Linked DNA regions of Mus musculus: region 2 is linked to region 1. A link is a loop called in an ENCODE intact Hi-C map of the cell type or tissue named here. Cell type or tissue: heart. All regions are shown on one strand. Links, peaks and the distances in the headings refer to the core of each region. The heading gives the core; the rest is flanking DNA. Region 1 holds the start of Ptgfr (prostaglandin F receptor). Region 2 overlaps Gm31881 (a long non-coding RNA gene).

Region 1 (8,402 bases), core at 1-5,000:
CCAGAAAGGGACTCCAGCAGACGCAGGAGACGCACATTATGGCCAGGAGCTGAATGATCATCTCCAGGTGGTGAGATCTGCCTTGCCTATGCTGCTGGCTTCTGAACTTCACTCTTAAGAGTGTGACTCCCGTGACGGCATTGCACGAGAAGGAAACACCAAGAGCTAAGAGTCCGAGGAAAGAAAAGAACAGGAGATAAAATCTGTCTTCCCAGTCTTCGATGTGCTCTGTGTTGTAGAAACACCAGGTTCTGGACGCTTGGATTTGATAATCTCGGTGTCCAAGGATGGGCAGCACAGCCACGAACACAGCAAACATGCACACACCACTCAGGATCATTTTCACGTGTTTAGATGTGATCTTCGTAGAGTGAAATATAGGATTGGTGACTCCTATACACCTCTCGATGGCCATCGCACTGCCTAGAAAAAGTGGGCACAAGCCAGAAAAGACCATGGAGATTCCAAAAATACTGCACAGGATGTTTGACTGATCAAAGCGGATCCAGTCTTTATCAGAAGCATATACAAAGACAGCTATGCCTCCGTTGATAAGGTGGCCAAAGAAGTCTGTGATCACCAGGCCACTAGCCAAAAGCAGGAAGGAAGCCTTTGACTTCTGTCTAAATCTCTGGTAGGCCTTCATGAGAATGGCGATGGCCAGGCTGTTCGATAAGATCCCCACTGTCATGAAGATGATAGAAAAAAATACTGAAAGCCGGTTCTCCGTCTGGCAGGTTGTGTTTGCGATGAGTCCAGCTGCAGGAGACACTGGCTGCTTGGAACTGTTCATAGACATTGTTGTGGAGGTAAAAGCTGTCCCCTCAAGTCATCTCTCTGTCACAACTGTGCAGTCTCGGAGTGCAGACATCTGTAGCATACAGGACAGGAATTATAAAGACCTAATTACCAGTCAGTCATCTGACATTTAGAACCAAGTGCCTCAGCACCCTGGGATGGGGTGGATTTGCCCAGCCTATCATAAGTCAGGTTGCAGGACCCTGCCGCCAGCATGCATCTGTTCTGGTTGTCTCTCTTTCAAGATAAAGATACCGCCCAAACTGACACCATCAGTTCACTTCCCTAGAAAGAGAGAGAGAAATCTAAAAAAAAAAAAAGCCATCCTGATGTATCCTTGACATCTTGAATCATTTGAAGTCTTACTAAAGCACTAAGAAGGTTAGATTTCAAACCAATGGAGTTTTTAACGCATAGCAATCTATTGAAATAACTAATCCTTTAAAATCCTGTTCTTTTCTCTGTGGGACATTGACCCCTCCCCAAGTACTTGATCCACCTGCTGGTCATAAAGCCAAGGTCATGAAAGGGCAACAAACAGAATCAATCTCTCTCTCTCTCTCTCTCTCTCTCTCTCTCTCTCTCTCTCTCACACACACACACACACACACACACACACACACCTCACACTCAGTCACACTTTGACTCATGGAAGAGTGTTGAGGCTGTGATTTCTGATCTAGCCTTCTTTCACGGGGCAGAAATCCCTGCACCAAGATGAGGAAGGGTGCTGTCAGGTTACTGTAGCCTCCAGTGAGAAATGCTGTACTGTTTGCTGTTTGGGTTTTTTGCCCCTAATGTGTTGAGTCCTAAGTCCGTGCTAGCTTCAGGACCACACCACTGGATAATTAGATTGTTTTCCCAGAGCAGCTTTCCCGGAGGCTGGGGATTTGACAGCCCAGAGGCTTTAGGTGCCTGAAGGAAAGAGGCTGGCTGCCCCCTCGGTGTCTTACTCACATTTCTACTTTCGACAGTTGCAAAGCCCACACCCCAAGGGGCCTCAGCTTGCAACATTGCCTCTAAACCTAACCAACTTGCTGAAACTTTTTGCAATTTCTCAAACTCCGGAGAGTTCTTTTCCCTCCCACCCTGGGGGGCGCCAAAGGTCTGCGGCAGCCGGGGTAAGGACCATGTAGTGCAGCCAGCAGGGAATCTCAGGGAAAGAAAGGGGTAGCCCTGTGTGCGTGCTTCTCTCCTGAGGGTGGTGGAAATCCTTGCTACTGAGCCCCATCCTTACAGTGAAGCCCCCAAGCCCTTCTTTCCTCATAGCACACCACGAATTGGGTCCAAAATCCCTGCCAGTCTCAGCCTATAGTGCTCTCCAGCGGGACCCCTGCAGCTGTTGCCACCGGAGTTTATCAACCCTGGGTTCAGCTGGAGAATCCAGGGACCGTGGGAATCCGGCCGTGGGAATGCAGCCACGGGGTTTTTACCTCGGCATCCTGAGCCACTGAGTGGTTGTGTCCGGAGCAGAAGAGCGCTGAGCCCGGTGTTCCATGGCGCAACCAGCCCTGCGCAGCCGCAACCTCGGGTTCCACCTCTCTTTCCTCCCTAGGACACTTCTGAGCACTGGATCACCCGCAGGACCTATTGTGTCCTGAACTCCAGAGCACCTAGAGATGCTCCCAGCCTCTGCAGGGTGGAGGGCTGGGTGACCTCCGCCCCTTCCTCGTCTCTCTCCTCTCCGCCCACTTTCTCTGCCCGCACAGGGTGAGGCTGCTGCACGGTCCTCTGATGCTTTGGCCACCGAGCAGCAGAAGACAACGCTTTTAGCCACCAGGCAACTACGGAAAGTTTTGCTTTAAACTCGTTTCCAAATGAAAGAGGTCATTTCCGAAGCTTCAAGACAGAAACAAGGAAAACCAAGGCATGTTTAGAGCCTGGTGTGTGGGATTGTCGGGTACAGCTTATGGGGAATGAATTAATTCCAGGTCCAACCAAAAAGGGACGCGGAAATCTGGGTAAAGGTCTGCCAGTTTGAAAGAGAACTTCTAGCAGATATCCACAGGGAGTGAATTAGAAGTTCTGGGCAACTGCTGTAAGAGGAACAGCCTTAGGCTCCACTGTCACTGGAGTGCAAGCCGGGTAAGAGTATAAAGGGAAGTGAGAGCTGCGTTCTTAAGCACCTGCTGGCCTGGGATTCGAGACCTTTTGGGAGCTTCGAAGTCCTTGAGAGAATTTCTAGTGACATCCACAACAAAGGATATACACCTTATAGATTTTGTAAAATGTACTTTGTGTTCAAGTAAAGGCGCGCTCATTTTTCATTAAGAACTGTTATTTGAGCTTGTTAAACGTATAGTGCTGTGTGAACTTGTACAATGTGAGTTCTTTTCACTATGATTGTTTTTTAGCTAATAACATCCACACCTCTGAATATGTCATTTCCAGCGCAGCACTTGTGTGCCCCTATTACCTCGATTTCCCTTCTGGCCCTAGCAAAAGGTTGTCACTAGCTGTGTAAAGAGTTCTGGAATCTGCTTCTCCATTCCAGAGCCAGAAGGTGCTTCCAAATTCCTGAAGATCGAAAGGGCTCATAAAGTGCAAAGGCAAGATAAAATAAATTAGCCATTAACTGTAGAAAAGTCCGGCTGCACACTCTCCCCCTGTGGTGGAGACAGAGCAGTTTTAATTGATATTATCATAGCGTGTTTAAACTGTGACTTGGGTATGGTCAGAGAGGTCAATGTTTTGATTAGTTGGAAAATGCTGTGTCCCGGGATGGCCAGTATCCAAAGAACAACCCTGTCACAAGCCACACTGAAAATGTGACACGGAGTGCCACTCTTTCCTTTAATGATTAACAGTCCTTGGTTGCAGCTCAGTGTGTTGATGGTTTTCCTTGTGTTTCTCTCGTGGAAATGGCCCTCTATGGGGGGGGGGGGGGTCTTCTCTGTCATTCCCCTGTTCTCACCAAATCTTTGAAGTAGTGAATTCTAGAGCCAGATTTCGATTTGGGAATCTCTGCAGCTTGGAGACAGGGGCATCTCACACCAGTGCTGTGGAACTGGGTGGGAAGGAACCAGCCTGCTCATTCAATGTCAAATTGTAGCACTCAATAAAACCAAGGCAATTGTGATTTCTTTTCCAAAGCACTACCGGAATTGCATCATTTCTTCAATCTATTCTGCATCTGTTATTGGAATTCCCTCTTTAGAACCCCATTCCTTAACCAACACATAGTTCAGACAAACTAGACATATTAATATTAGCAGGGCAAGGTGCTCTCAAAAAGTGAACAATGAACAACTTTTAATGTTGCTCCCAGGCCTATGTGCCACCCTAATCTGACTCCCAGTTCCTAGTCCCCAAAGACAGTGCTACAAAACGGGTTAATCCACAGAAAGAAAAGCCGTCAGGCAAAAACAGAAGAGCTGAAGATGAGAGGCTGACCAGCCTTTTTAAAATATATCTCATTTTGGTTTTATTGCTGCATGTGTGAAGTTGATACGCCTATAGAGCCACTTGTAGACACATCCATTCACCAGATTCAGTGAGAATTAGCCCTCTGCCTTCTAGGAGACAGATATAAATGCTCTGTGAGCAACCATGAATTGCTGTATTGTGTGGTCCCTGCCAAGAGATGAGCGTGCTTCTGCAGTAGGCATGTGATGGGGTTCCCAAACCAGCATTCTCTTTATGTTGAATGGAGACAAAGTTGATGCTAGCTTTGCCTCCACTGAAGGAGACAAGAGAGGAATGCACTGTATGGGTGGACTTAGCCATCACTACTCGGGATTAGACATGGAGCAGTTTAGACAAAAAATGTGCACACTCCATGACATTGAAATTGAAAGAAAAAAATACTCCATAAAAATCAAGGAGGAATGTTGAAAATTGAGGTTTGGCATTTTAATTAAATTGCCTGCAAAGGTTTATTGGAATTTGCCACTGAGATTAATAGAGGAACGTGCCCCAATTTGGTTATTATGGAAATTACAACTTTAGACTTAAATTCATGTTTATTATGTAAACATTTGATACATAAAAAGTAATATACGTAATGCATTTGTGAGGAGTAAATTATAAAAATGTAATACAACTTACTAAGAGACTTGCTACCTAATAAAAGATGTTTTCGCTTCCTAGAGCTGTGTGACTGAGTATCACATAGAGGGCAGTGTGAACAACAGCAATCCAGGTCTCTGGAGTGAGCAGCTAGGATCCAAGTCTTAGCTGTGGAGGAGGAAGGGTAGGTGAGAGGTTAAACAGGGCCTCCAGTGGGCTCCTCCTCTGAGAGAAGCAGAAGGGGTTGGAAGCAGAAGGTACAGTTGGTGTTGGGGACTTCTAAGAACATTTGGGTGGACTGGGTCTTGATGAGGAACTGGGTTCTAAAGAAGTGATCCCAGGAATAGATGCAAAGTAGGTTGGAAAAAATGATGCGATTTCTGTAGCTCTTTGAAAAAGAAATGGCTGCTGTTCTGACTTTATGAAGTGAGCACTTCGATTTGACATTGGTTGCGTGCGCATTGCTTTTCTCTCCATACCTAGAGCTGTTCTGCAACAGAGCCAAAAGTTCTGCTCACTCGGCTATCTGCCCCATGTCCCTTCTGTATGAGAATGAAAGCAACCCAGGCTCCATTCCTGAGTGAGTGGAAGAAGCCTGCCACAAAGTGGGCATAGGGCAGGTAATGCAAATAGCCTTCTTTCTTTTAAAAAAATATATTTATTTTTAAACTACACTTCTGTGTTCGTTTTCTGTGCATGTGGAGGGAGTGTGGTCCACAAGTGTAAACATGTCATAGAGTGCACGAGAAAGTCAAAGGACAATTTGCGGGAGTAGGTTCTCTCCTTCTATCACGTGGCTCTCGGGATCACACTCAGACCATCAGACTCAGTGGTGAGTGCCTTTACTGTCTCCCTGGCCCTCAGAAACACCTTTCCATCCAACTTCTTCTCAACTCTCTTTTCTTCTTATCCACTAGCCTTTTTACACTGTCACCATCAATAGTTAACAGCAACAAAAAAAATGACATGGCTGGTCTGAGATATTGTGAAAGAATGTGGATTGGATATTGCAAAACCTTCTGTACTCAAACCAAAACAATGCAGACATCTGTCTTTCTTCTGGTTTAGTTCTCAGCAGCAATCTCGGGTATAAGGGACACAGCTTTATGTTTTCATTAAAGCCAGGGTTGCATGAAGACTTGGGAAGAATACGAGTCTGTGGTGAGACACGCTTGGTTTTCTCCTCATGTCCCTGCTGTTTGAGAAGCTAAGTTACTAGACGTCTTTGTGTTTGGGGTCACACATCTGTTTTAAGTCACTTCATTAATTCATTCATCTATTCATTTGTTCTTGAGGATCTACTGTAGTGTATAAAGCTGCCATTCATACAATGACCGCCTACGAAATAGACATCAATCTTTCTCGTGTAGTACAGATTCCTGAAGAATGACTGGGAGTCAGTTATTGTCTGAGCAATTGGGGCGAGGTTGTAAAAGATAGAGAGAATCCTGTACAAATTACTACAGATCTCAGAATCTAAGGATGGGGCTGAAGCAAAGACTTGAAAGGGTAAGGAAAAGAGGTAAGGTTTAGGGGAGAAGTAATTGAGTTGCCTGGGAAGAGCACTGAAATCTAGGGTAAGTGGAATAGAATTGGTAAGAGCGCATCCAGCATAGTACGTCACAATGGGACTAGAGTGCTGATGGTCCCATAGATCATTATCTACTTTCTATAAGATTAACTATGTTGGTTAATTGTTTGCAATAAAGAATTCTGTCCAACATTGATTTGTTTAATTATTATAAACAATAATTATTATTATCCTCTTGTGAACTGAGACTCTGGGGAGTTGTTTGGGGAGACTGGTAATGTATTTCAGTTGTAAATGAGGAACTAATAAAATCACGTGATATTATATAAAGATATATCAACACATCTGGTTTAACAGACTGAGTGCTAGATATCTTTAAACTACTTAACTTGATCCTTGTAACAAGTCTGTGGTGTGGATAGTCATGTTGTGTCTTTCCATCATAACAAGGAAGAAAACAAGAAGTAAGACATCTGGCAATTTTCTTAGGTTATATACTATCATCATGTGTGAAAAAATCATGGATTTGGTCGATGTTCTTCATGGCGGCCATACTACTGGCTGCTAATAGTATACAGTAGTATTAGCTGCATGAGAAGGTCAGAGGAGAGGCAAATGCATCTAGAGACACTGAGAGCGGGGGTTGTTACTGCAAGAGTTATTGTACATGTAACCACAACTAAGACATGCTGGTATACAACTTCTCATCCAATATGACTGAGGTCTTTATGCATAGATAGCCTATGACGGTGTACCACAGAGGTTTCCACACACGTGAAAATCAAGGTAGAACCTAAATTGATACGTCTACAGAGCCAGGACTGCTCAGGATCACCAGGCAAGCACCAGGCAGGCAAATGACAGGGGATGGAACCCCCACAGCTCTCAGGGAACCTAACCTCACTGTCACCACCACCAGGCCTACAATCATATGAGACACTACAGTTTTGTCTTTCCCTAAACTCACCATGGAACTGAGGATAACCTTTGGCTTCTGATACCTGTGTTTCATGTCTCAAGTCTGGGGTTTTGGGCGTGGACTCTTATACAGTGCTAAGAACAAATTCAGAGCCTTGTATGTGTTAGGTGAGTGTCATAATAATTGAGCTACATCCCTAGCTCCACTTTATGTTGTGTATGCTATCCAGTTTGTGGTACTTGGTTACACAGCTCTAGAAAACAAATACAATCCTTTAGTGGGTATTAGATTCACTGATTAATTTTATTATATTCAATCAGCCCACACAGTCTCATTGAACATGGAGTCTAATGGTTGCTATGTTTCAAGTCAACAGTGGACAGCCCCCATCCTGACATCTTAATTATTACTTTTGTAAGCTTATGTGTTGTAAGTAAACTCCAACAGAAGACTAGACCATGGGCCAGGAACCTGGAACTTCCCTGAGAAGGGTCTCCCTAAAACAGCTTCTTACCCAGCACTTAAGTGAGAGTGGACTAGAGGATATGTCTTCCTTCCCTTGGCATTAATGCAAACCAGCTTAAGACCAAACTCTTCCCCAGGGAAGGATAGAAGCAGTCACTGGGCATGTTTGATAACGGAGAAAGAAGAATGTGTAGGGGCTTGGGGATAGGAAAGTCCATTGCTTACTGTACTGAGAGGATGACCTCAGGAGCCACGGGGCTCAGCAAGGCACAGATGCACTCTAAACCACTAGGCAGGAGCCTTGGCTGCCTGTGAGGATCACATTGGACCCATATGGGGTCCTTTATCTGGACTCCATCTGCAAAGGGTGCCACACCCTCCTAATAAGGTCATGGACTCTTAAATAAAACTTCTACAATGGGACTCTCAAGGACTTTTGATATCTAAACCCCAACAGTAGCTGTGAAGGACTTCTTGCATCTGTCTCCTAACCTTGGAGTAATTCCAGTTGCCCAAGATCAGGGCTCTACTTCTTTAAGTTGATCACCCCCAGCCTAGTCCCTCTTTCTTCCCACTTCATATTATACCACATGGTGTTGATTAATTAATCCACATGAATTAAGCAAGACAAAATCTTCCTAAAATTAAAATTTGGGGTTAACATAAATTAACTATCAGTAA
Region 2 (8,746 bases), core at 2,417-7,416, 250 kb after region 1:
ACACTCCAGCAGTGTAAGTCACTCAGTGATCAATATCTGGGATTCACCCATGATCTGTTCTCCAAAGGGCTGGGTATCTTCTCCACTTCTGCACCCTGCACCACTCACATCTTTCTTCTAGACTCAGGCAGGCTCCCCTCCCCACTGCTGCTGTTCTTGGTGGTCATTCCAGTGTCATGGTATCTCCAAAGTGCTGGGGGCTTCTGCTGTGACTGGGCCGCACTTTCACCAGTAGCCTCTCCTGGGCTCTCTTCATGGTGCCAAGCCTCAACTTCTCTCCATGACCCTTTCAATCTTGGGGCTCCAATTGCTATTGCAGCTGCGTCTTCTCCAGTGGCCTCTCCTGGCCTCTCATGGCGCCAAGCCTCAGTGGCACTGATGACCCCTCAGGCCTTCAATACCTGGGTGACTCTTACACATTATCAAGTTTGGCTGCCAGTGCAAGAGACAGCTGTGGCTGCCTCTGTGGCTGCCTCTATGGCTGACTCTGAGGAAGCACCTCTCAGAAAATTTCACCTCAGTGTATTGGTCTCTTCTTAATATTTCTTAGCTCTAGCTGACCATCATCAACTGTCCCAGTAAAGCAAAGGTTTTAGTTCAGTGGCTAATCACAGCTGATTCTTTGGCCCCTGTTGAACCAGAAACATAGACCCTCAACTCAAAATGGCAACAGCCCTTAGAGTCTTTAACTTATGTGAAGTTTCCTTATGGAACTTCACAAGTCAGACCTCTACGTAGCTCTCCACGTTCCAGTCATCCAAGTTCCGACAGAAAAGCTCACCGAGCTTCGAACAGTCAATGGCTTTTGTAGCCCCAAGTTCCAAAGACCTTCCAAAAATCCTAAAAACACGGTCAGGCCTGTCACAGCAATACCCCAGTACCTGGTAAAAACTTGTCTCAGAGAAGCTTAATATTGCTGTGATGAAGCACTACGGCCAAATCAATAAGGTTTATTTCACTCACAGTTCCATATCACAGTCCATTCTCAAAATAAATGAGAATGGGAACTCAAGCAGGGCAGGAACCTGGAGGCAGGAGCTGATGCAGAGGCCATGGAGGGGTGCTCCTTACTGGCCTGCTCTTCACTGCTTGCTCAGCTGCTTTCTTATAGAGCCCCCGACCACCAGCACAGAGTGGTACTGTCCACAGTGGTCTGTGCCCTCCCACACTAACTACAAATTAAGAAAATACTCTACAGGCTTGCCTACAGCCAGTTCTTACAAAGACATTTTCTCAAGACGCTCCCTCCTCTCTGATGACTCTGACTTGTGTCAAGTTGACATAAAACTAGCCAGTGCATGCCCTTAAAAGGTTGAAAGACTATTCCAGATTCATAGAAAGTGAATCATATAGATCCCTGTAACTGTCAATCAAGAAAACACAGCCCTGGACTAGAGAGATGGCTCAGTGGTTAAGAGCACCGGCTGCTCTTCCGAAGGTCATGAGTTCAAATCCCAGCAACCACATGGTGGCTCACAACCATCTGTAATGAAATCTGACGCCCTCTTCTGGTGCATCTGAAGACAGCTACAGTGTACTGAGATATAATAATAAATAAATCTTTAAAAAAGAAAAAGAAAAGACAGCCCATCACAGGCTACTAAGATCCATATGCAACATTTGTTGGGATATTTGGCTTCAATTAAAAAGAGGATGGCATACTAATAAACAAACAGTGGTGTCAAAAGTGAACCACAAATCAGCAATGTCAATGAATCTAACAATAGCTTAATGCCTGGCTGTGATGGTTTGTATATGGTTAGCCCAAGGAGTGACACTATTTGGAGGTATGACCTGTTGGAATAAGTATGTCATTGTGGGCTTGTGCTTTAAGACCCTTGTCCTAACTTCCTAGAAACTGGTGTTCTGCTAGCAGCCTTCAGATAAACATAGAGAACTCTCAGGTCTGCCCAAAACCATGCCTACCTCCTTGATGAACCTCTGAACCTGTAAGCCAGCCCCAATTAAATGTCCTTTATAAGACTTGCATTGTTCATGGTGTCTGTTCACAGAAGTAAAACCAAATGGTCCATGCCACTCCTGGAGCAAAAGACTAAATTCTGGAAGTTAGATAATCCTATTCTCAACTAGACAGAGTACTGTGCAGGGAGACTGAAGGAATGGCCAACCAGTGACCAACCCAACTTGACACCCATCCCATGGGCAGGCACCAATCCCTGACACTGAGTGATGCTGTGTTATGCTTGCAAACAGGAACCTTGGTTCTCTGAGAGGCTCTACCCAGCAACTGACTGAGCTATATGCAGAGACCCATAGCCAAATATTAGACAGAGGTAAGGGACCCCTAAGGAAGAGTTAAGGGAAAGATTGAAGGAGCTGAAGGGGATGGCAACCCCACAGGTAGACCAGTGGTGCCAGCTAACCTGGACCCCTGGGAGCTCCCAGAGACTGAGCTAACAACCAAAGAGCATGGGCTGCTCAGAGGCCCCTCACATATGCAGCAGACAGAGGACTGCCTTGTCTGACCTCAGTGGGAGAAGGTGCCTAATCCTACAGGGATTTGATGCACCAGGATGGAGTGATATGGGGGGGGGGGGGCGGAGACCCCTCTCAGAGGTGAAAGATAGGGCACTTGGGGGAGGAACTCTGAGAATGGGAACCAGGAGGGGGCAGCATTTGGGATATAAATGCATAATTTTTTTTAAATTTAGAAAACCAATACAACAAAACAAAGAGTGCTGCTCAGGGAAGGCCTTCCCCTTAGGCGTGGAAGACACTTATCCTTTGGCATCCCCTCTCCCATGGATACGTGATGTCATGACCAGTTGTGAAACCCAGAGCAGACCTCTCCGTTGACGGAGTTGATTCATGATCCTGCCGCTCTCTCCTAGGCAACTCCACCTCCCACAGACACCACCCTACAGAAATCACCCACAGACACCACCCTACAGAAATCACCCACAGACACCACCCTACAGAAATCACCCACAGACACCATCCTACAGAAATCACCCACAGACACCATCCTACAGAAATCACCCACAGACACCATCCTACAGAAATCACCCACAGACACCATCCTACAGAAATCACCCACAGACACTATCCTACAGAAATCACTCCTGTGTATCCTGGACCATGAAGGCACAAGTGTACCGGATAAAGTACAAGTTCTCTGTCGTTATGATTATAGGAAACTAGGGCAAAAGCCACTTTTAAAACTTTCAGGTAGAGGAGGTGGCTCTGTGGTTTGGTGGAGGTGCTTTCTGCCCAGCCTTAGAACCTGAGTTCCACCCCAGAACCCACAGAAAACACTGGATTCAGTCACACACCTCTGTAGTACCTGCTCTCTCACCGTGAGACACGAAGGTACAGTCAGAGAATCAGCCAGAAGCTCAAGGGCCAGCCAGCTTGAAGCACAGAGCACATCAGGAAAAGAGCAACAGGAGACCCTGACTCGGAACAGAGGCGAAGGCGAGGACCAACACGCCACCGTTTTCCCTGACGGCCACATGCGTGCAGTGACTCGTGACCATGCAAACACGCACATCATACGCATGAACACAAAACTAATTATTCACTAATTAACTAAAGGTGCCAAGGCTACATATGCTTCTAAGGAAATAAAAACAAATGAAAAATCTTGTCTATAACAAATGTCATATTTAACCACGGTTAACAGGAGCATCGGGAGACAGTAGAATTAAAACATAAGTCACAGGAAGATTCCCAAGATAAAACTGCTCTCGCTCAAAGCGATGGCAAATTACTTAAATATGAAAAATGCCACAAAGAATAAGAAGCTCAAGTGACCGCAGTTAGAACAGTAAAACCTGAATCAACCTCCGGACAGAATTCTATCATAATAAAGATGAAAGCCTTTTCATGAGCTGCAGAGTATTGATCATTAGCTGCCACGAAGCTTGGCTTGCTTATTCAAGCAAAGAACCATTTAATTCACAATTTCCTGTTTGCCCAAAACTCGTTTAAAAGTTTTGCAGCCACGAATTAAGCTTTAAAATTTTTTAATGCGCCTGTTTAATTTTCTGCTTGGTATGAAGTCGTCTATAATTTTCACAGGATATTAAGCACAATCATTCCGGCAGCGCTCCACCAGTCAGCGCCTCTCCGGGTTAGTGGAACCTGGGCTGATTTTGGTAGAATTTGTCATCAGCCTCAATACTCTCAGAGACACCAAGTGCAGTCCCCAAGGCTCAGAAGAGTAGCTGAGTATCAGAGACACTTTAGCTGTCACCTGGCTGTGCTTAAGAATCAGACTAGACAGGCCAGAATGAAGACTACACCAAACACCTGACAGACCTATCGGAATCACAAGGGAAAGAAAGGCAGCTTCGAGGTGGCAGCCCGTGCAGGTAGTGCCACCTACTGGTCAGACGAGGTAGAAAACAAAAAGCAGGGTTGGCCCACCTGGGCCATGAAATGAGATAGGCTCACCTGGATGAGCCTACCTGGAAGACAGTTAATTCACTTTCATGTATTATTATTGTTATTATTATTACATTTAATGTTTAATTTGATATTATTGTTATTATATTATTATGACAGTTCATTCACTTTAGATTGTTATTATTATGAGTGTTTTGCCTGCACGCACGTTTGTGCCCAGAGACCAGAATTGGATATCAGATGCCCTACAATGGAGTTACACAGGGTCATGCTCCACCATGTGGGTGCTGGGAATCTAACCCAGGCACTATGAAAGAGCACTCAGTGCTCTTAACCGTTGAGCCATCTCTCTAGCTCTGAATTAATTTACTTTTTAAAAGACTAATCCCAACTGACTATTGATGTTTAATCAAGAAAACTGAAGGAGTGGTATGGTCATAGTTCATAGAGTTCAGAATGACCAATTATAACATGGACCTCATTCCAGCTGCCTTCCCACTCCAGATCCACCCTGGCCCTCAGCTAAAGCGGGATGCATTGAGTACACCCCCTGACAAGTGGATCACCCCTGAAGGAGAAACTTTTTGGGTTTTAGTCAGTACAGTTAAAGGTAGTTTTATTTGGAGTTTAATATTGATGACAGCCTTTCAGATATTCCTTATGTATTAAGTGAAAAAACAAAAACAAAATACCTTGTTCATTCAGTCCAAACAACAAAGTTACGCATTAGCTGGGACCAAATCAATTAAACCATGAGATCACTTACACCAGCAAAGGCATTGTAAGATTGGTAAAGCCAGTTCTTACTTGCCGAGAAATGGTCCCAATCTTTGATTTCTTTAAAAAAAAAAAAAAAAAAAAAAAAAAAAAAAAAAAAAAAAACTTTTAAGCCATCCTGGGAAGAACACATAGAGCAATGAGTGCACTATTAAATACAAAGTCCTAGCATAGTCGTTACTCACTTCAGTTTTCCTCACCTAAAGAACCAAGTACTTTTGCATCTAAAATCCACCATCTGATAATCTAAACCTGCTGGTTAGCCTGGCCTCGAGGAGGCGGCTCTTTGTTCGGGTAGTGAGAGCTGTTAGCTGAGTCTACAGCCTTGCTTTCTGGGCCCTCATTCCCTACAGCTTTCCTTGGTTGGGTGATGTACACTTCACATTGTTCCCGTAAAACGTTAACAGAGTCGGCTTTGCAGAGAGCTGAGAATTTGACTCCAAATCCTGTTCAAGTCCTGAATTTGCCACTAGCTACATATGTGCCCTTGAGCAAGTGACTTAATTTCCCACAACCTACTTTTTTAAAATATTTAAAAATGAGGTGAACGTTACTCAAGGGGTTGCTAAGGATTACCTGAAGTGGCTGACTAAATACTTGTTGACATTCTTCATTGTCTTAGTTAGGGTTTTATGGCTGTGAAGAGACTCCATGACCAAGGGAAATGTTATAAAGGAAAACATTTAATTGGGGCTGGCTGAAAGGTTCAGAGAGTCGGTCCATTATCAGCATGGCAGGAGCACGGCAGCATCCAGGCAGGCACGGTGCTGGAGAAGGAGCTGAGAGTTCTACATCTTGATCCAAAGGCAACAGAAGGAGGCTGCCACACTGGACATAGCTTGAGCATATAAGACCTCAAAGCCCACCCCCACAGTGACACACTTCCTCCAACAAGGCCACACCTCTTAAACATGACACTCCCTGGGAGCCAATCGTTCAAACAGTGTGTCTATGAGGACCATTCCTATTCAAACCACCATACACACCAATAATTGGGGTAGTGTTTAAGTTTGCAATTTTGTGTTGAGCTACACTCACAGTCTGTCCTTGGCTGCATAGAGCCCATGGGCTACAAGTTAGATATAACTTAAAAAAAAAAAAGTCAGTATTATGTTTTAAAAAATGAAGGCCTGAGTAATCATAATATTCCTGTCACGTTTATTCAAATAACACTAAAATTCAGTGGGGAGATGGCTCAGGGTAAAGTGCTTGCTATGAAAGCATGGGGACCTGAGTTCTAATCCACAGCTCCCCTGTAAACACTGGGTATAGTATGTGTCTGCAATCCCCGTGCTAAGGAGGCAGATCCCTGGAGCTCACCAGCCAGCCAGCCTAACCAAGTCGATGAGTCCCAGGTTCAGTGAGAAACCCTGTCTCAAAAAAAACTGAGCTAAAGAGCAACTGAGGAAGACACCGATGTCAACCTCTGGCCTCCACATGAGCAAGTACTGACACGTGCAGCCATGTGCACATGTACAAACACACACACACACACACACACACACACACACACACCACATCAAACTACACAAGAGGAAATGAAAGCACTCACTGTACATTGCCAAAGGGAGCAAAGATCACAAACAGATGTTTCTGCAGGTGTGGAGACGGAATGACCTGAAGAACTGACCTTGTTATTAGTCTCCCAGTAGAGGCAAGAGATGAGAACATTCCAGAGGGAATTCTCTTAGTGTGTGCAGCACCTGGGTCCAGCTGACACCCTTGGTAACAAGTGACCTCCAAATTCTAACAGACAAGAAGAGGTGATGCTGTTCACGGACACTGGTGCCTTGCATACCCAAGCTCTACAAAGATCACCATGACAGTGGTTTTCTGTAAGACATGGGGAAACTGAATTCTAGTCTTCCTGAAGACCTCCAAAGGAGAAACATATACAGCCCCAAGGAAATTCTCTAATTCCTACACACTCACACATACTGACACACACTCATAAACTCTCGTACATTCACATTCACACAGTCTTACTCAAACACACACATACACCAAAAAAATCATAATGATGATAAAAAAATACAATAAACATTTCAAATCTAACATCTAGTGACCAAGAATTTATATTTTTGCTATTGTTTAAACTACGATGTTTCCATGGGCCTTCTACTTCGTCTGGTAACTTTACCGGTCCTAAAACACCAGCTCTCTTTTGTGTCTCCTAAGTTATAGGCATTTCTGGAACCTCCACAGACGACTCGCTGAACAATTACTAACAGACCACAGCTCGAGCTGAAGCCTATTTTCAAATACGCACAACAGAATTAAACGGTCTGTATCCTACGGGCTGCTTGTGCTTCTCGCTAAGGATTCAAATCGCTCCTGTGCAGGGCGCAGATTAATAAATGAAGAACGTGAACCACAGCGCCGCTCTGCTGTGACGGAGGAGACAGCAAAAAGTAACGTTTTTGCCGAAAAGGACAGAGTTACCGAGGCATTAACCCAGCATGAAAAAGGCATTCCTTCTGGTTTGCCGGAGCACGCCCTCCTGGTTATCATTTCTGATTGCTGCCGAGGTGCTCTGCATCTTCCATCTGAGGTACCGGAGTGCCTGGCCACGCCCTCTTCCGCCTTACTACATGATCTGCGCTGGGGCCGGTTCTTTCCATTCCTCTTACATCCGTGAAATGCCCACGGAGGCTTAGACTGACATTTCCTCTCAATCTTCTCAATCAAGCAAGGGTCAGAGGAAGGGTGCCGGGCCTCTAAAAGAACAGGTGGACGCACTCTTCCATTCCGCCCTCCTCCTCTACATCCTTCGGGCAGCCGGTTCCTGGCAGCATTTCCTCCGATGTTTAGGAAACCGAAGACGATTGCTGCTTAAACCACATGCTCACGCGCCAAAGACAGCATGTCAGATTTTAGAGTAAAAACGCTACAAATCTAAGCACTGGCCTGGAGGCCTTAGAAGAGTTAGCAGACAGAGGTTATAGGTGAAGAAAGTAATAATAGTTAAAGGTCTGAAAAAAACAAAATCAAACACAAATGCTTCTACTTGTCATGTTTATACCTTGTACTCATGTACACACACGCACACCGGAGCACACACAGGCCCGCACACACATTCGTGCACACACAACAATTCCAACCAATTGCTTTTAAGAGCAATTTAAAAAAAATCAACCCTTGTTTTACAGAAAATGCCCTACAAACAATGAGTCAGATGAACACCTCCTCCTGCTCATTTAAAAATGAGCACCAAACTTCTAGACCTGTGGCAGACATCATCCACGGTCCATTTCCTAAACTCATCCTGTTCATGTTAACATAACAAAAGGAAAATGCTATGGGGTGAATCAGACTCTGATCCTAGTTCCCGTTATATTAAGATTATGAAGAAAGGGGTTCCCTGGAGACAGTTCAGCACTTGACCACACTGGCTGCTTTTGAAGATGACCCAGGTGCACGTCCAAGCACCCACGTGGCAGGTCACAACTGCCTGTCACTCCAGTCGGAGAGTTACAGATGGTTATAGATTCCCTCTTCTGGCCTCCTTAAGCACTTCATGCACAGGGTGTACAAACAGTTAAGCACATATATGTAACAATAAATATACAACTTCAAACATGCTCATAAACATGCAAGATGT

Evidence for each region. A loop is a pair of places that touch in the nucleus more often than their neighbours do. Peaks named below come from ENCODE experiments on the same cell type or tissue, not always from the same donor. Only the 100,000 strongest peaks of a DNase experiment are listed, where the experiment ranks them.
Region 2: a loop joins it to region 1, with 7 times the contacts of the local background. A loop is called at or near these places in 17 of 42 quality-filtered maps.

The regions. Positions count from the first base shown.
Region 1 is chr3:151,835,071-151,843,472 of GRCm38, forward strand. It overlaps Ptgfr (prostaglandin F receptor), which reads right to left and starts at 2,458. Exons shown (of 3, transcript NM_008966.3): 1 at 2,232-2,458; 2 at 2-871. The coding sequence starts at 799. In heart, for the core only: a CTCF peak has its summit at 1,889; DNase peaks (open chromatin) are centred at 1,851 and 2,331; H3K4me3 peaks cover 1,321 bases; H3K27ac peaks cover 682 bases; H3K27me3 peaks cover 1,121 bases.
Region 2 is chr3:152,085,071-152,093,816 of GRCm38, forward strand. The region is part of intron 1 of Gm31881 (a long non-coding RNA gene); the gene reads left to right. Among named protein-coding and RNA genes, the nearest start is that of Gm31881, 5.5 kb to the left of the region's middle. In heart, for the core only: a CTCF peak has its summit at 4,367 (motif pointing left); no DNase peak of the experiment used is centred there; H3K4me3 peaks cover 27 bases.